Linked DNA regions of Homo sapiens: region 2 is linked to region 1. Evidence: chromatin contacts called from ENCODE Hi-C or POLR2A ChIA-PET data. All regions are on one chromosome and are shown on one strand. The core of a region is the stretch at or near the end of the contact, and the rest is flanking DNA. Distances in the headings are between cores, read along the strand shown. Region 1 holds the start of LINC01659 (long intergenic non-protein coding RNA 1659). Region 2 holds the start of DERL3 (derlin 3).

Region 1 (6,162 bases), core at 3,663-6,162:
CTGGGGGCGAAGGGTCTGTTCACTGCCTTGACGGCCTCACGGGTGCGTGTATATAGACGATGACTCATCAATAACGCAGACTCAGCAAACAGGGAAGCCCTGGCAGGAGGAGGTGGTGGCATCGGGGCAGGTCCAGCTATCACAGGCCAGCCTGGTGAAACACGGCAGTGGGCTACTTCTCCAGACAAAACTGCTCCCTCTTGGGTGTCTAGAGGCGATTCCTGCGTAGCTCTGCCTGGACTGGGAAACATATTCCTAACCCCGTGCAGGGGCTGCAGTCCCTCTACCCGAAACCCACGCCAACACCCACTTCACATTTTGCATTTGAATCTCAGGAGGTTCACGGACCCTGTAACCCAGCGGCACCCGCAGCCCCTGGGATGGAAAAGCATCATAAAAGCAGACAGTGGCGCGTGTTGGGGAGGACGGGGAGAACCTGGGAGAAGAGGCAGCTCCTTACAAAGCTCAACGTTAAATTACCACGTGACCCCGGCACTTCCTCTTATGGGTGTACACCCGAGAGAAACAAAAATGCATTTCCACACACAAGCTTGTACACGAATGTTCACAGCGGCACTGTGTGTAATAGCCCTAAACGGAAGCAATTCAAATGTTCTATCAATGGATGAACGGATAAACAACATGGTCTATCCACACACTAGACTGTATGATTCATCAGTAACAAATGGAGCGTCAGCACGTGGTCCAATGTGAGCGAACCGTGAAAACCTTACGTTCAGTGAAAGACGCCAGACGCCAGAGACCACTCATCGCTGAGCCCATCTCCCTGCAACACTGCCGGTAGGGGAGTCTAGAGACAGAACACAGACAGTGGCTGCCGATGGCTGGGAGGGGATGGCTATGGGGCACGTTTCCTTCCAGGGTGATAAAGGCATTCATTCCAAGATAGACTGTGATGATGGCTGCACGCTCTGTAGATGACATCTCAATCAAGCTGCTTCATGAGAAAGGCCCAGCCACTGACCACGGGGTGAACGTCCTGCCGTCCACAGTCCCTGGCCGAGAAGAAAGTATGACTGACAGGTAAGACTACCTAAAGTCCCAGGCACACCCTGGGGCGGGGAGGAGGCTGGGGACAAGGACAGAGTGTGCAAAGACACGCCGGGCTCTGGGAGGTCAGCAGAGAGTCTGGACCCCAGATTTGAGGCAGCCAGGAACTGCCTGCCAGTCCCAGCTCATATGGCCTGAGCTTGGCCAACCGTGGCGGGTCCCACTCGCAGATGGCCAGCTGCCTCCGTGCCCTGGGGCAGGGATGTCCTGTTCCTGCTCTTTAGAGTGACAGGGAGGCCCTCCCTAACAGACTTCTCAGTCATTTAGGTTGGGGGCAAAAGGGGCTGGCCGCAGCTTCGTGTAGGTGGAGCAGGGCTTGGTGGGGGGGCAGGGCTAGGTGGGCTTGCCCGGGGTCGAGGTGGTGGTCACTGTCTAGTCCCCACCCAGGACAGACACTCGGGGTCCCAGGGAGGGCTCTGCCTCCTGCCTGGCAGGAAAGCGTCCTGCCCACCCGGTGCCATGGCCTGGGGAGTGCTTGGCTCTCAGGCCAGCTGCCCGCAGGAGAAGCTGGGACTGGGGCGGGGAACCAGCCTGTTCGCTTCCGAGTGGGGCTGACAAACCCCCAGCCTCTTCACAAAGCCTCCAAAAACGGAATGTCGTGGGGAACTGGACGCAGATCCACAGGGCCATAGAGAGCATTTCCGGCTTAGTCAAGGGAGTAACTTTTTAACAGTTTAAATGCGCGTGATGGGATGTGCAGGCTTGGGAGGCAGTGGACCAGATAAAACCATTGGCCAGAAGATACAGAAGGGCTCTAGGCCGCCCAGGCCCTTCAGTTAGAACATCCCCCACCCCTCCCCCCCGGCTCCCAGGGCAACGTCAGAGACCATCTGGATGGAGGATGGGGCTGGTCCTGGCTTCTCACAGTTTGGGAGGTGGGGCAGCTGGGCACCAGGTCAGCAAGCCACAGGTCCACCCACAGCCAAGGCCCAGGCTCCCCGCCTCCCCCCGTAACCACCTAGACACAGAGCACAGACCCTGCCTGGCCATCGGCCCTCCAATCCCTGCTGGAAGATGTGCCCAGGCGGAGCAGGACCCCCGCATTACTGCTGCGCGTCCAGCACCTGCAGCGGGGCCCAGCACGGTGGGCATTCCACATGGGCGAGGGCCAGACGAGTGAGCCACACCCCACCCTTTACTCAACCATCCCCCATGAGGACGACATCAGAGTCGTCCCCCAAGCCCAGGTCTGACACTCTCTTTCCCCAACTTTGGCCTGGAGCCCGAGGCCTACCCCTCTGCTCTCCCTGCACGCTGGGTGCCCTGGAGCCGGTGAGCATGAGCACGTGAGATCCTGAGGCCAGAAACATCTCCCCAACCCAGCCAGACAAACTCTAATTCACCTGTGAGCCCCAGCTCCAGGCCACCTCCTCCAGGCAGCCTTCCTTGACTGCAGTGCACCCTGGGGTATCTGGGAGACGCCTCTGCACAGTCTTTGAATCGGGCTGTACAAGTATCTGTCCTAGCGGCAGCAGAGCCGCGTCATAAACAGTAAAACAAGCCCGGCGCGGTGGCTCACACCTGTAATCCCAGCACTTTGGGAGGCCAAGGCAGATGGATCACCTGAGCTCAGGAGTTCGAGACCAGCCTGGCCAACATGGCAAAACCCCGTCTCTACTAAAAATACAAAAAAAGCCAGGCATGGTGTCGGGTGCCTGTAATCCCAGCTACTCGGGAGGCTGAGGCAGGAGAATCACTTGAGCCCGGGAGGCAGAGGTTGCAGTGAGCCAAGATCGCACCACTGCACTCCAGCCTGGGCAACAGAATGAGACTCCATCTGACAACAAAACAAAACAAAACAATAAAACAGCAACAGCAGCTCAGGGCTCCTGCAGTTCAAGGTTTTAGCGGCCTGGGCATGCGGTTTCTCTGCCTACTTGGACCTGAGCAGCCTCCCTCTGCCCAATGTCACTGCACACTCCCTGCATGCCCCAGCCCTGACTCGGGTGAGTGGACCATGCAGACGGCGAGAGGCCATGCAGGCCAAGCCAGGATAGAGCGAACCCTGGCGGGGCCAGGTGGTCCCCGTGTGTTTGCAGCCTGGATGTGATGCCCACATCTCTGGGCCAGGCACAGCTCTCCACTGTCGGCGGCTGGTGGGATTAGATGTGACCAAGGCCGCTCCCGGGCCGGCTCTACTCTGTGGGGGGCAGGTGCGGCTCTGGGGGTCCTGTTGGGCCTGAGCACGTCCCGATAACCTGGCTGCTGCCCACTGCCCAAGCGCCAGAGCACTCGGCCACCAATGAGAGCTGTGCTTCCCTGGTCCTGGGTTAAAAATATCCCCGTAAGTGACAAGACTTTGAGAATTTCGTCTCTCCAGTCACTCACATGGGGGGCGAGGACAGCTCTTGGCTCCGCGTCTCGCCCGGCTGCATCTGATGGCTCCCTGGGCTGAAGCTGCATCTCATGAAACAGACGAGAAGTCATTCACAGCCCGACAGCACAGGCACAGAAATTTGCTGTTTTATACCAAGTTGGGCGGCCTGTCATCTAGAAGCTTCTGTCCTGACCTCCTCAGCGAAGAGGAAGTCATGGAACCAGCTGCTGAGCCTCCTGACCTCGGCCTGGCCTCTCCTGGCAGCTGTGGGCCCCAGGATGAAAGCGGGCACCACGTCACTCACGAGACAGAAGCTGTCGTTCTCAGAGCCTCCCAGGTGAGTGGCCGGGCGCCTACCTGAAGCTGGACGAGCCCACAGTGGCTGAGGCCAGTGGGGACCCAAGGGGCCGGTCCGGCCTTCCCGGACCACCAAGGAAGGTGGGCGCTGCTTCCCTCGCAGTGCAGATGGTCTCGGCCGTCACTCTGCTGTCCCTCTCCTGGCTGTGAGCTCAGCTTCAGTGTCCCCACCTGTGAAATGGGGAGACCCCCAATCCTTCTGGGCGGGTGCCTTGCCTCTGCCCTCGCATGAGTCTCCCCTTTCTGAGCTGGGATTCCATCTCTCCTGGGAATCAGGTGCTGCCTGGCTGAGAACCCGGTAGCCAGGCACAATCACGCCGTCACCACCCCAGCCCTCAACCAGACCCTGCCTGCTCGCCGCGCTCGGCCGCCATCTTCCTGTGGACGCCACTTACCCTCCGGCGTCGCCATCGGCTGCAAATTGCCTTGTTTTTCATCTTTGGCAGGGCTCAAAATTTGATCATGAAAGGGAATTTTCTTTTTTCTTTCTTAATTAGTACTTGGTAATATCACCAAGCTGTGAGTTTATGGCTTTGTAGATCTTGTGTGTTTGACACTAATTACTCACAAAGGCTTTTAAAGCTGCATTTCAACTCTGCAACCACCATGCCAGTAATTAAGCTAGAGGAAGCGGCAACAGATTTCATTTTTCACAGACACCCTTCCCACCTGTGCTCCCGCTCCGTGTGGCCGCAGCCCCCGTGGCCCTGTGGAAACCCAGCAGCTCCTTGCGGCTCCGGCCCTGGAGGCCTGAGGTGGCCTTGCCTCCAGGAGCCCGGGCTCAGCCGTCACAGCCGGGCAGGTACAATCAGGACGAGCTCCCTGTGAGACTGGGGACCCAGGCCCAGTCCCAACCCAGGTGAAGGTCCCTTCCTTCTGCCCCAGAGACGACTAACGAGCAGCTCCCCTGGCTGCCCCAGAGCCCCCCACAGGGGCCGTGGCTTCTGACCCTTCAGACTCAGCTGTTCCCAGGGGCCCTGCTTCTGCCCCGCCCGCCCCCACGGCTGCACTCAAGCCTGCGCTGTGCACACCGAGGCCAGCTGAGTACCGGATAGGACCTGGGCTGAGGCTGCCCAGCTCACAGGGAAGCAGAAGCCGAGAGACCAAGAAGAAAACATCCCCCAACTGGCTGACAGTCGCCCTCCTCGACCCCAGATGCCACTAAGAACAACGCAAAGTTCTGGCGCGCAGGGAGGGAAGTCCGTGTTGACTTGGGGGCGGGTCTGCAGCAGGAAGGCTGGGCACACCCTCCACTGGCTGCTCACTAACTCCCCTGCTGGCAGAACCTTCCGCTGCACAAGCAGAGGAGAAAGGAAGGCGTGGAAGAGAGCAGGTGGCCCACGGGCTGGGAGGGGCAGGGAGAGGAAAGGCGGCAAGGTTCCCAGCAAAAGAGAAGACGCCACTCCGAGAACCCCGGGAGGTATAAGGGAACCCTGTTTAGTAACGCTGCATGTGCAACAGATAACACGTAGTTCACGTGCACAGATGTGTGCAAACATCTATGATGTAACCGAGCGGGGCTGTGCAGAGCAACTGTTACAGTCTGAACTGTGTCCCCCAAATTTAGATACTAACCTAATCCCCATGTGACTGTATTTGGAAATAGGACCTTTAAGGAGGGAAGTCAAGTCTGATGAAGGTCATAAGGGTGGGTCCTGATCCAGCAGGGGCACCAGAGCTCTCCAAGTGCACAGGAGAAAGGCCACACAGGAATACAAGGGGCGGCCGTCCACAAGCCGGGAGGAGAGTCCTCCCCAGGGGCCAACTCCGGTGACCCTTGATCTCAGATTTCAGCCTCCAGAACTGTGTGAGACACACATCTGCGGTCTCAGCCCCCGCTGTGGGGCTCTGTGACGGCAGCCCCAGCCAGACCAGCAGAGTGGTGGACACGGCCAGGTCTTATTTTGGTGAACTAGCCCCTTGGCTCCACAGATCTCTGTAACGTGCTTATGTGGGAGGATGGTAGGGGCACGGCAGCCCCACCTAGGAAGCAAGGTCTCCACAACCATGGGTCATGTTAAACCAGCTCCTTCTCTGGAGGCTAAGGGCCTCACGTGGTCAACTGCAGCCCAAGGTCCTGAGCCCCCTGTCTGGTCCAACACCAGGTGCTTTGTCTCTCTTCTCCTTCGCACAGGTGGTCACCCTGCTGGACGCTGCCCCTTTCCCCACTGTCCTCACCCACCGAGACCAGGTCCTACCACAATAAAAGGACTCTGGTTAGGGCTTTATGGAGTCACCAGCCTTTCAGAGACACATGCTACAATACTTGAATGATTGCAGCTAAATTGATTACGATACCTTGGATTTGCTTCAGAATAATCCAGGAAGGGGGAAGAGGGTGGGATGGGCTCACAGGGACTTCTCGATGCTGTTTTCCATATTTTTATATATATGCTTAAAACTTTCCATGGCAAAAA
Region 2 (6,162 bases), core at 2,582-5,081, 410 kb before region 1:
GGAGCAGAGCCCATTGTCACCTTGCCGAGGAACCACAGGTCTCCACCCACCCACCATCCTCAGCACAGGAGAAAGAAGGCTGGCCCAGCCGACAGGTCTGCCACCCTGATGTTAGGGTAAGGCACACCCTGCATCTCTAGGACCCTGGGAACTTGGGATGCCCAGGGCTTCCCTCTATAAAGAATTATCTGGAGGGGCTCAAGGGTCCAAGGAGAAGTGGACCTAGTATTTCCAGAGTGGCCTGTTCTGGGCCTCAGACTGGACAAGAAAGAATGGAGGTCTGCCCCAGGCCCTGTTCTGCATCCTTACGTGCCTCAGTTCCCCCATCTGAGGATATCCCGGGGCTCCGGAAAGGGAGCCTCTGCAGTGGACCCAGCTGCTGTTCCCTGGATGTCCTCCCTCCCAGCCCTGGCTGGCCTCCCCCACCCGCCCCAGGCTCCTGGCCTCCCAGGAATGTGCTTCTCAGCCCCCAATCTGGGCGCCTGCCTTATCGGCCCCCAGTCGAAGGGGAGACAGACGCCCCTGTCGACAATGACATCCCCTCCTGTTAGCCCCAGCCTGACCCTGAGTTGAGGGCCGGCCAGCGCCTGCTAAGTGCCTGGAGGAGGAATATCTCCCCTTCCCCACGCTGACATGAAACCCGACCTCCTGCACCGGCTCCTTTGTGCCCACCGGGCGCCCGCCCAGGCGTCAGAGGCCCTGGGTCCCCGCCCTGCTGCACACTGTGGCTGCCAGGGTGGGATTTGCTCTGCCTGGCATGCTTCCAACATGACCTTAGCCTGCTTTGCTGGAAAACCAAGGTTGTCTGCGGGGGTCCGCTCACCCTGCTCCCAGCCCCCAACCCCTCAGTGTCTTGGTCCAACCCCTGCTGTATGAGGCCAGACCTTCTCCTCACATCCCTCCAGCAAATGCACTTCCCTCCAGCACTCCAGGCTCTCCCCGTCCCCTCCAGAGCAGGGAGGAAGGCTCCTGAACCCACTGTCATTAGGCACTGGTCTCACCCCACTCCCCAGGGAACCCCTCTCAGGGCCCTTGTGGGACCCTCACGCTCTTGGGATCCACCTGAGAGCCTTCTCAGCCAGTTCTCCCTCTTGGCCAGTTCCAGTCTCCTCGGGGGACCTCAGGGCCCTGTCCAGAGCATCCCTCGTTTTCCACACTTCCCTCCAAGGCTGCACTCCCCTTGTTTGTTAAGGCACATCCATTTGTGTGCCTTCCTCTCCCTCCTGCCTGCCATTATCCTGGTTACCAGGAACCTTGGCATGGCTGCAATTCACAGTCCCTTCCCGGGCCACGTCTCCCTGGATTCTCACTGCCTGGCTCCTGAAGCCCTTTCCTGGCTCAGCCTCCCTTGGCCTCCCCAGCTGGGGCTGCCTTCCCTCCCTGGCTACTGCAGGTCAGGCTACCCAGGCCTGGCCTCTTTTCTCCATCAACCCTTGCCCCTTGAGCATCTCACACACGCCCAAAGCTACAAATACCATTGATCTACTACTGGATGACGGCACCCACATTTAGACTGTCTGCTCCAACCCCTACCCCAACACCACACTCAGATTTTTCCAAGTGATGTCACACAGATGCCTCAAATTCGATGAGTCCAGAACAGGACCCTCTATGCCCCTCACCTTCTCCCCACGAGCCCTCCATCTCAACAAAGACCACCACCATCCAACCACTCTGCGGCTCAGGCCTCTGAATCCACTTGGACTCCCCTCTCAGCCCTGTCCCGTCTGTAGGCAAACCCATATCCCACCCCTCCTTGTCCTCCAGGTTCCACCTCCCAGCCCCGAAAGTAATCACTGTCCCTTAAGGATTCCCCCTGCTCAAGGATTCCTCTGGCAGTCCACTACCCTGACAGCAAACACAGAGGTTTGTTGTTTTTTTTTAAATTTTAGTAACATATACACAACATAAAATTTGTCCAAACTATTTTCAAGTGTTCAGTTCAGTGGTATTAAACATTCTTATGCAACCCTCCCCACCATCCATCTCCAGAACTTTTTCATTTTCCCAAACTGGAACTGCACTCATTAAACAATAACTCCCTGATCCCCTCTCATATAAGTGGAACCATACAGTATTTGTCTTTTTGTGACTGGTTTTTTTTTTTTTGAGACGGAGTCTCACTCTGTTGCCCAGGCTGGAGTGCAGTGGTGCAATCTCGGCTCACCACAACCTCCATCTCCCGGATTCAAGCAATTCTCCTGCCTCAGCCTCCCGAATAGCCAGGATTACAGGTGCCCGCCACCACGCCCAGCTAATTTTTGTATTTTTAGTAGAGACGAGGTTTCACCATGTTGGCCAGGCTGGTCTCGAACTCCTGACCTCAGGTGATCCACCCGCCTCGGCCTCCCAAAGTGCTGGGATTACAGGTGTGAGCCACTGCGCCCAGCCTTGTGACTGGTTTATGTTACTGGGTGTAATGTCTTCAAGGGTCATCCATGCTGCATCATGTATCCGAATTTCATTCCTTTAAGGTTGAATGGTATTGCATTGCATGTAGACAGCACATTTCGTCTGTCTCATCGGTGGGTGAACTGATGTGAACCATTGTGAATAATGGGGCCATGAACATGGGTGTATGAACATCTGTTCAAGTCCCTGCTTTTGATTCTTTTGAATGTGTACCCACAAGCAGCATTGCTGGATCATACGGTAATTCTATTTTTAATTTTTTGAGTCATGATCATATTGTTTTTCACAGCGGATGCACCATTTTATATTCCCACCAACGGTGCCCAAGGGTTCCAATTTCCCCATATCCTCGCCAACACTTATTTTGTTTTATTGTTTTGCTTTTCACAGTTACCATCCTGATGGACACAGGGATGCTTGCAAAGTGACAAACTTTAGAGGTATCCCAGGTCACCCCACCTGGCACTGCGGACGCCCACGTGGCCCCACCCCTCACTTGGCAATATTCTCATCAAGTGTCAGCACTAGCTTATTGTATTGACTGCCTCCTGGCTGGACTCTAAGAGACAGTGTCTTTTATTGCATGCTACATCCCCAACATCTAGAACAGTGTCAGGCAAACAGTTGTTTAATAAACGGTGGAAGGAAGGAAGGGAGGGAGGGAGGGAGGGAAGGAGGGAAGGAAGGTGGGTAGGTTGGTTTCTATTTTCCACCAAAATATTGAGGACCTCTCCTGCCTGTCCACTTGCTCTGGTGCGCCTCTCAACCCTCGCGCCCCACCTGGACTCAATCCCGCAGTCCTGCCTCTCCTTCCTTGGGCCCCCGGGGAAGAACCCCGACAGCGGCCGGCACATTTGAGTGGGGCCCTGGACGTTTGGGGAGGTTTGGACACATTCCCGAATGCCTCCCTGCTGTGGGTTAGGTGGGCCTGTCTTGGGCTGGCAGCGAGGACAACGTTGTGGCTAGGTCGTCAGTTAGTGAGCCAGCACGGTCTGAGCCGCCACACTCCGCGCCCCGCCCACGCGCCCCGCCCTTTCCAGTTTTGCCTCGCCTGCTCGGGTCTTCGCTCCTGTAACCCATACGATCTTAGCCCCGCCCCCGTGGTGTCGTGGGTCCACGCTACTGGTCCTCTCCTAGAAAGCCGCGAAATGACCAGTTCCTCATTGGCCACACGTTCTCCCGCGCCACCACCGCAGCCACAACAACCGCCACGTGCTCAACCTTGGCGCCTGCCCATTGGCCACCAGCCTCTACCCGCCCACTCTCCCTTTCCGCCCCTAATTTCCCTCTTCTTCCTTCCATTGGCTGTCGGGCTCAGGGGCTCTCTTTTCAGCCTGGGGCGCGCAGCGCCTCGGATGCGGATTGGCCGAAGGCGGGGCTGGGAGGCGGGTTAAAGAGCGCGTTGCTGGCTGGGCCACGCGTGCTTGAGAAGGTTCAATGGCGTGGCAGGGACTAGCGGCCGAGTTCCTGCAGGTGCCGGCGGTGACGCGGGCTTACACCGCAGCCTGTGTCCTCACCACCGCCGCGGTGGTAAGCGGCCGGGCGGACCGGACGTCGCCTTGGTTACAGCCTCTGGCGGGAGGGGTGAGGGTCGCCATGGTTACGGCGTGGCTCCCGGGCAGCTCTTGACTGGCCCCTGGTTCCACAGCAGCTGGAGCTCCTCAGCCCCTTTCAACTCTACTTCAACCCGCACCTTGTGTTCCGGAAGTTCCAGGTGAGGCCGCCCCGCGCCGCGCACCTGTGGGCCCGACCCACCCACCCCGCACCTGACCGCCCGTCCCCCGTAGGTCTGGAGGCTCGTCACCAACTTCCTCTTCTTCGGGCCCCTGGGATTCAGCTTCTTCTTCAACATGCTCTTCGTGTATCCTGCGCCCTGCGGACACGGGCTGGGTGGAGGGCAGGCCGGCCGGGCTGGGAGAGAGGCCGGGACGGGGAAACTGAGGCCCCGCCTGGTGGCACTTCCTATACCGACGCCGTAGGTTCCGCTACTGCCGCATGCTGGAAGAGGGCTCCTTCCGCGGCCGCACGGCCGACTTCGTCTTCATGTTTCTCTTCGGGGGCGTCCTTATGACCGTATCCTTCCCGCAGGCTCTGGAACCTCGGGCTAGGGCGCCTCGGCGTCCAGCCTGTGTTGGTCCTGGGGCCAACACAGCCATGCCAGAGAGGGACACAGTCGCTGTCTCCAGCTTAGTATGTGTTGAGGGCCCACTCTGTGCTCAGCTGCAGGGGTCAGGGCTAGATCTTCAGTGCTGTATGCAAAATACAAAGCCATGCACAAAAGAGCCAGGTGGGTTGTCAGGGCCACTAGCTGAGCCCTGAATGCGAGTAGCCGGGAGAAACTGGGGCAGGGACAGGCAGTGGTTGGGCCCTGGGATGAGGCTGTAGGTGTGCAGGGCAGATTTCGTGGGACCTGAAGCCCGTGGAGTGTGTCGCCTTTATTGGACTGGCTCATCTTGATGAGGGAATAGCACATAGGGGAGATGAGGGGAAGAATTCCAGGGTCTTGGGAAGTCAGAGGGGCCCTGGGCTTGGGCTGAGGCCTGCACCGGAGCACCTTGACTCTGGCCCAGCTGCTGGGACTCCTGGGCAGCCTGTTCTTCCTGGGCCAGGCCCTCATGGCCATGCTGGTGTACGTGTGGAGCCGCCGCAGCCCTCGGGTGAGGGTCAACTTCTTCGGCCTGCTCACTTTCCAGGCACCGTTCCTGCCTTGGGCGCTCATGGGCTTCTCGCTGCTGCTGGGCAACTCCATCCTCGTGGACCTGCTGGGTGAGCCTCCCGGTACATCTAGTCCGCCCCAGGCTGGCCACTCCCCTCAGGACACGCTGCTTATGCCCTGGGGCCCCTCTCCCATCCTTGCTGGAGTTCTCCTCACACCTGGCTCCATCCCCATCTTCCTGCCCTCCCAGCTGCTGTGCTCTTACAGCCCCTCAAGCCAGCCGGCCCACATAATTTGCATCGTCAGGACGGATCTACTGATGCTTGCACGGTCCTGATGGGAGTGAGGATGGGAGGGTCAGGGTTCCTGCCCCATGGCTCCCACTCCTCCACTATTCTCAGGCCCTCCCCTCCCTGGGTCCTGCCTGCTTCTGGGCCTTTTAAGCTTGTCCTTCACGGCCAACCCGGGGCTGGCACTCTGTGCAAGGCTTTGGGGCACTCATGCTGTGGGGCCTGCAGGGCCACCAGGCTGTGGATGGGGGCCTGGGGCAGGCTCTGCTGGTCTAGGACTCTGGGCTGTGGAGGGTGACCCCACAGTCCGTGGCTGTCTCACAGGGATTGCGGTGGGCCATATCTACTACTTCCTGGAGGACGTCTTCCCCAACCAGCCTGGAGGCAAGAGGCTCCTGCAGACCCCTGGCTTCCTGTGAGTGTTGAGAGCCCTCCCTCCCTCTCCCCACCCTCAGAAGGATCCCCACCGATGGGGACCTGTGCTGGCCTGTGCTCAACACGGGCCCCTCCCCACAGAAAGCTGCTCCTGGATGCCCCTGCAGAAGACCCCAATTACCTGCCCCTCCCTGAGGAACAGCCAGGACCCCATCTGCCACCCCCGCAGCAGTGACCCCCACCCAGGGCCAGGCCTAAGAGGCTTCTGGCAGCTTCCATCCTACCCATGACCCCTACTTGGGGCAGAAAAAACCCATCCTAAAGGCTGGGCCCATGCAAGGGCCCACCTGAATAAACAGAATGAGCTGCAGTCTCTTGGCCCACAGCACTGGCTTCCCCATCTCACCTGGCCACATCCTTCTATGCCTG

The links. A loop is a pair of places that touch in the nucleus more often than their neighbours do. ChIA-PET counts read pairs that join two places held with the same protein, here RNA polymerase II (POLR2A).
Region 2: a map of prostate gland shows a loop between it and region 1 (4-fold over the local background). The contact joins the promoter of DERL3 here to the promoter of LINC01659 in region 1. A Hi-C loop is called at or near these places in 1 of 168 maps with a recorded cell type or tissue (prostate gland). POLR2A ChIA-PET finds 5 or more read pairs at or near these places in 1 of 52 experiments (WTC11).

What each region holds. Positions count from the first base shown.
Region 1 is chr22:23,432,314-23,438,475 of GRCh38, reverse strand. LINC01659 (long intergenic non-protein coding RNA 1659) reads right to left here and starts at 4,912. Exons shown (of 3, transcript NR_110538.1): 1 at 4,415-4,912; 2 at 3,746-3,916; 3 at 3,405-3,652. RefSeq lists an enhancer at 2,133-2,824.
Region 2 is chr22:23,836,675-23,842,836 of GRCh38, reverse strand. DERL3 (derlin 3) reads left to right here and starts at 3,831. Exons shown (of 7, transcript NM_001002862.3): 1 at 3,831-3,942; 2 at 4,061-4,126; 3 at 4,200-4,273; 4 at 4,392-4,485; 5 at 4,983-5,178; 6 at 5,683-5,773; 7 at 5,875-6,162. The coding sequence starts at 3,850. The coding sequence ends at 5,968. SMARCB1 (SWI/SNF related BAF chromatin remodeling complex subunit B1) reads right to left here. Exons shown (of 9, transcript NM_003073.5): 9 at 4,828-6,162. RefSeq lists an enhancer at 70-627 and a silencer at 3,606-3,908.